2 separate regions of the Homo sapiens genome follow, and region 1 is linked to region 2. The links are chromatin contacts, found by Hi-C or POLR2A ChIA-PET in ENCODE. All regions are on one chromosome and are shown on one strand. The core of a region is the stretch at or near the end of the contact, and the rest is flanking DNA. Distances in the headings are between cores, read along the strand shown.

Region 1 (2,700 bases), core at 165-2,664, 80 kb after region 2:
GGAGAGGAGGCCAGGGGAGGGGCTCTGCTGCCGGCGCGCGGCCTTTCCCCGGGGCCTCTACTCTCCAGGGGTCCCCTCGAGCTGGGGGCCCTCGCTGGAAATAGAAAGCAAAGCGTGGAGACGAAGGGATGGGTGTGTGTATCTATATATCTGCAGCTCCCCACAAACGCGCGCACCCCGGGGAGCCAGCACAGAAAGCCGGCCTGGGTGTCGAGGGTGCCGGTGCCCGGGGTCAGATCCAGGGTGCCGGTGCCCGGGGTCAGATCCGGGGCGCCCTCCGCGGAGGGGCGCGCACCGCGGCCGCTGAGCTCCCCTGAGGACCTGCGTCCCGCCGGCGCCGTGCAGACAATGAACTCCTGGCGGAGGCTCCCTGCCCGGTGGGCCTCGGTGGAGGAGGCAGGAAGTGCAGGGGCCCGGGCCGGGAGAAGGCCTGGGCAGGGGCGGGAGGGGGCGCCAGGCGGCCGGGGCGAGGGCGCGGCGCCCGGGGCGCTCGCCGACAGCGCCCGCCGCTCCCCGCGTCCTCGGGCGACCAGGCAGGGGCCAGAGAGAGCCAGCGAGGCCCGGGGCCAGCGAGGAGCGGTCGGCCTGCCGGGCGCCCGTCCTCGCCGCCTCTTCCTTCCTCCTGTCGCCCGCCCGCCGCCGCCGAGATTCGCAATCCCCGCCAAGTCGGGCCAGCACCCCTTGATTGGCCACACGGGCCCGGGCCCCGCACGGAGGGAGCGGCAAGGGCCCCTTAGCGGCGCCCCCAGGCCTGGGTCCCCCAAGGGCGACGGCGCCGAGTCCGGGCAGGGAGGGTGTCCGCGGCGTACCCCCTCCGCCGCCGCCGCCGCCGCCGCCGCCTCCGCCTCCTGCTCCCGGCTTCCTCCTCCCCCTCCTCCGCCTCCGCCTCCGCCTCCGCCTCCTCTGCCGCCTCCTCCTCCTCCTCTCGGCTCGCTCGCGCGGGTCCCCGGCAGCCAGCCCGCTCGCCGGTCCCTCCTCCCTCGCTCCCTCCCTCCTCGCTCGCTCGCTCGCGCCTCCGCCGGGCCTCGCTCGCTCACCTTTCACCGAGCGCGGCTTCGCCTGCTTCCGCCTGGACATGTCCGGGGCTCCGGGCGCTCCGTCGCCCTCCGCAGCCGGCTCCCCCCGCCGCCCCCCGCCGCTCCGGGCAGCCCTTCTCCCCCTTCTCCTCCGCCTGTCTCTTGGAAACTTTTTTTTTTGCAGCCCGGTTGGCGGCTGTGGGGAGCGGACCGCAGGTCCGGGGCGGCCTCCCTTGGGGGGGCAGCCCGGGCCGGCCGAGGCCGCTCGAAGGCGGGGGGAGGCCCGGGGGGCGCGCCGGGGCCCTGCCTGTTGCAATGCGGCAGTCCGGGGCTCCCGATCCAAGCGGCGGTCCCAGCGGCGCGGGGAGTCCGGAGGCCACTCGGCCGAGCCGAGTTATGCAAAAAAAAAAAAAAAAAAAAAAAAAAAAAAGCCGCCCCCCTCCTCCTCCCAACCCCCCGCCGGCCCCCGGCCCCTGCGGCCCCCTCCTTCCCTCCCCCACCCTACCGCCACCCTCACCCTCCTCCTCCTTCTCCTCCTCCTCCGCCCCTTGCCGGATTTTTGTGCAAAGTTTGCAGGCGTCCGGCCACGCAGCCCGGTGCGGAGCTCACAATGAACCCATCTGAGGAGGGGGAACGGGGCTGGAGTCGAGGGTATCTCAAGGGGGGAGGAGACCGGGAGGCGGTCGGGAGCGCGGAAGCTCAGTACCCCCCAGGAAAAAAAAAAAAAAGAAGCCTTCGAATTATCCCCTGCCGCACAAAAAAAAATAATAAATATTAATGGCTCAAAAATGCCCAAGCGCCTGGTTTGGAGATTATGATGGATGGGGGGCGGGGGTCCCTCAACTCAGCCTACTTGGAGGGGAGGCTCGAAACGGCCGCAGTGGCTCGGAAGCCGCGGCTCGGGGCCCCTGGCTCACGCCCCCTTCTCTGGCTCTCGGATCGGCCCGGCGCCGGCCCCCCGGAGGAGGAAGGGGCGCGCGGGGGCGCTCAGGCGGCGGCCGGCAGGCGCGCCCGTGCCCCGGGCATCGCTCAGCCCGTGCGCCGGGCCGCCGCTGCCTGCCCTCGGGCTGCGGTGCTCAGCGCGAGGCGCGCAGCCGATCCCCAGGCCGGTGCCAAGTCGCCGGCCCCGCTAGCTGCCTCCATGGGCCAGGGGCTCGGAGAGGGGGGAGGCGGCGGCCGCGGTGGCGGAAGAGGAGGACGAGCAGGCGGCGGCGGCGGCGGCCGGGCTCCCGTCCTCCTGGGCAGCGGCGGCGGCGGCTGCGCCCCGGCTCCTCCGCGCTCCAGCCGGCGCCGGCCCGCCCGCCAGCCTCCCTCGCGCTCCTGTCTTCTTTGTGGTCGCTGGCTCTCCTCCTCCCGATCCGGCTGCTGGGGCTGCACTGCAGAGACACATAATAAAGCCAGGCTTGGCTGGAAATGTAGCCGGGTCCCAGCAGGAGGATGTGAGGAGCGGAGTCCCGGCGGGGGAGCGCTCTGATCCCGTGGGGCGCCCCGCACTGCTCCGGCTCGGATCAGACGGAGAGAGGGCCAACAGCACCGAGCGATGGACAGCGCTGGAAATACAGCTCCGGCCGCCCGCAAAACCCGGACCGTGGTGGCGGCGGCGGCGGCGGCGGCAGGCACGGCGCGGGCGCGGGCACCGCACCAGCACGCGGGGCCGGGGCTCGGGCGCTGGCTGCACCGGGGG
Region 2 (2,700 bases), core at 93-2,592:
AACCAGGCACTTAGGAAAGTTACCCCAGCAGCTGCCCCACCAGCCCCCAGACGCAGCCCAGCAAAGGCAGCATTGCCTCCGCCCAGCTCCCTCCAGGCTGTACTGCATGGAACTCCAGGGTTGTGTGGTGCACTGAGGCACGGAGCATTTTTCCAGGGTCAATTGAAGAAGGAACTCTAAGAAAGATGTTTCTGCATCGTGTGCCAAATTGTTACTGAGATGGTTCCTGCTGTTTGTCCATTGATTAATGAGGATCCACAGAATAAATTCCTCAGCATTCCAAGCCAGGGGGAAAACACTGGTCTGTCCCAAGCTCTTACATAATACAGAAGCAGCTTTGATTCTATTTCTCTTTGGGCCTTGGCTGCCAGGAGGCTCAAAGGCATCCTGACCCTTCCCTTAGGTTTTGACATAATTAGTCTCTTCAACTATTATTTGAGCTCCCCACTGACCCACAGGCCACCTCGACAGCCTTTCATTAGTAATCATCACAGTTAGCACTTATTGGGGACATGCTGTGTGCCAGGCACCATGCTGGACACATGTCATGTACCCTCTCACTTGTCCTTATAATGGTGCCACAAGGTAGGGGCTTTGTTATTCCCATTCTACAGATCACAAAACTGAGCTCTGGGAAGGTGCAATCACTGAGTCAAGCCCATTCTCACAGTGAATACACTTAATTTGTGCTGTGTGTGTTCACCTGCCCACTGCTGCCTCCTCACTCTAGAATGTGAGTCCTGGAAGTCAGGGACCCAACTGTGCCCTTGTGGCCTAGAAGCACACAGACGCCTGACAATACTATGATGAATAACTGGTGGTGAATCAGGATTGAAATAAGGGCCTATCTGCCTGAAAACCCATGCCCTTAACGCTCGTGTCTTTTTGGTCTGCAGGGTTTGGTAAACCTAACGCTAAACTTAACCTTCAGTGTAACCCTAACCCTGATAACCAAACCTATGCTAACCTCTAGCATAATCCCAAATGAATTAATTAATAAGCCATGAAATGCTCCCTGCCTGACCCTGTCCTTGGCTCTGTGGGGCAAGGGCTCTGAACACAGAGGCTTGGGCCATTTAGGGAGAGGAGATGCAGGAGCTCAGGTGACAGCATAGATGGACTCAATGAAGATGGTGGGAGCACATGGAGTCGGCAGCAGGGAGAGGGCAGCGGAGACGGAAGGCTGAGTTTCCCTCCTGGGAGGCCTGGCCAGACCTGAGTAGGGCAGACCAGGCCAAGCGGAGCTGGAGCAGCGGTCACAGAACAGGAACGCTGAGCCGACCCCCACTCCCAGGAGCGGCTACTCTGGCCTGCGAGGGCCAGCCCAGCGGGTGGGGAGGCGATGCCCTGCCCAGCTTCCTGCCCCATTCCAAGCTGGCCAGGAGCCCCACAGCCAGCACAGGAAATAACAGGGGCCCCCAGAGGCCGCCCAGGCAGGCCCTGCTCCGAGGCCACCCGGGGAGGGAAGGAGGCCATTGTCGGCCTTTGTTTCAGTTTCCCCAGCATTACCCAGGCTCCAAGAGGCCACTGGGAGCTCACAAAGCTTCCCCCCAACCTGCAGCTGTCCAGCCTCCCCCAGCCCCGACCCTGGGGACAGGCCTGCCAGGCCCCTGGTCTCTTAAAGAGGCAGGTGCAGGGTGTAAAATGAAGTCACATGCAAGTTGGGGGTTGCGGGGCGGCCCATGCAGGCCACAGCAGGCCAGGCAGGCGAACAGACAGATGCACCAAGACTGGGGTCTAGGTCCACACCAGGGTCAGCCCAGCACTGGGCCCAAGTGCAGGGGTGCAAATCTTTGGATGGAAAGAATGTCTAGGGCCCTGAGGGTACGACAAAGAAATGGAAGAAAGAAAACAGAGCAAGGAGACAATCTGGACATCTTGAACACCCCGCCTGGGCACTGTTCCTGATCCTTCAAGGGAGACAGCCCAGAAACAGGCTTTTTCTGCTCATTTGCATGCCTGGGTGTGGATGAGTGAATGCTGCATATGTGTGTATGCCTCTGTATGTGCATGCATTTGTAAGTGTGTGCACATGCGCACTATGGGTATGTTGGCAGTGTGAACACACTCCTGTATGCACGTATGGGTGTGCATCTGTGTTATGCATGTGTGTGCATACCTGTGTCTGCAGGCATCTGTGTGGGTGTGCATTATGCATATGCATGCACTTGGCTGTGCGTACATATGTGTGTAGTATGGAGGAACATGTATGTGAAGGCCCATATATGTGAATGTGTGTATTGTGTGGAGTATGCATATGCCAATGTGCACATACGTGTGTGTTTACATGTGCATGGGTGGTACATGTGCATTGTGTGCAAATGTGTACCTACATGTGTGTGAATGTCCATGTGCATTGTGTGGAGTACATTTGCACTGAGTGAGAGTATGAGCATATATATGTATGAATGTGTGCATGCATCCTTGTGTTGGTGTGCATGTAATATGTGTATGTTGTGTGTGCACATGCATGCACACACAATGACTTGTGAATTTACACATCACCACCAAAGAGCACTCACAGGTTTTTGCCCATTAGCAATCACTCATTCCCACACTGACCCTGGTGGCTTCTCACTAGTGGTGTGTCGCTGCAATGACATTAGGGATTACAGCACATTCTAGTGCCCGTCATTCCACCAAGATGCAGTAAGTCTCCACTGAGTCCCAGGCACTGTGAATTAGCAACTACAGAAAGCG

What was found. Hi-C counts contacts between places; a loop is a spot of excess contacts on that map. ChIA-PET counts read pairs that join two places held with the same protein, here RNA polymerase II (POLR2A). Pooled maps may share reads with other maps.
Region 1: a loop to region 2 is called in a map of heart left ventricle, with 9 times the contacts of the local background. The contact joins the promoter of ZNF423 here to the enhancer-like site in region 2. A Hi-C loop is called at or near these places in 17 of 168 maps with a recorded cell type or tissue (Right ventricle myocardium inferior, aorta, ascending aorta and 7 more) and 17 of 50 pooled maps. POLR2A ChIA-PET finds 5 or more read pairs at or near these places in 2 of 52 experiments (WTC11 and activated naive CD4-positive, alpha-beta T cell).

What each region holds. Positions count from the first base shown.
Region 1 is chr16:49,854,698-49,857,397 of GRCh38, forward strand. It overlaps ZNF423 (zinc finger protein 423), which reads right to left and starts at 1,415. Exons shown (of 8, transcript NM_001379286.1): 1 at 1,038-1,415. The coding sequence starts at 1,077. RefSeq lists a silencer at 659-918.
Region 2 is chr16:49,774,986-49,777,685 of GRCh38, forward strand. All of the region lies in intron 2 of ZNF423 (zinc finger protein 423), which reads right to left. Among named protein-coding and RNA genes, the nearest start is that of ZNF423, 80 kb to the right of the region's middle. RefSeq lists an enhancer at 1,051-1,562. Within about 2 kb of position 1,343, at least 8 of the 41 ENCODE cell types and tissues checked have a DNase peak (open chromatin) inside an H3K27ac peak, as active enhancers do; they include heart left ventricle, heart right ventricle and left ventricle myocardium inferior, where a contact is called at or near this core.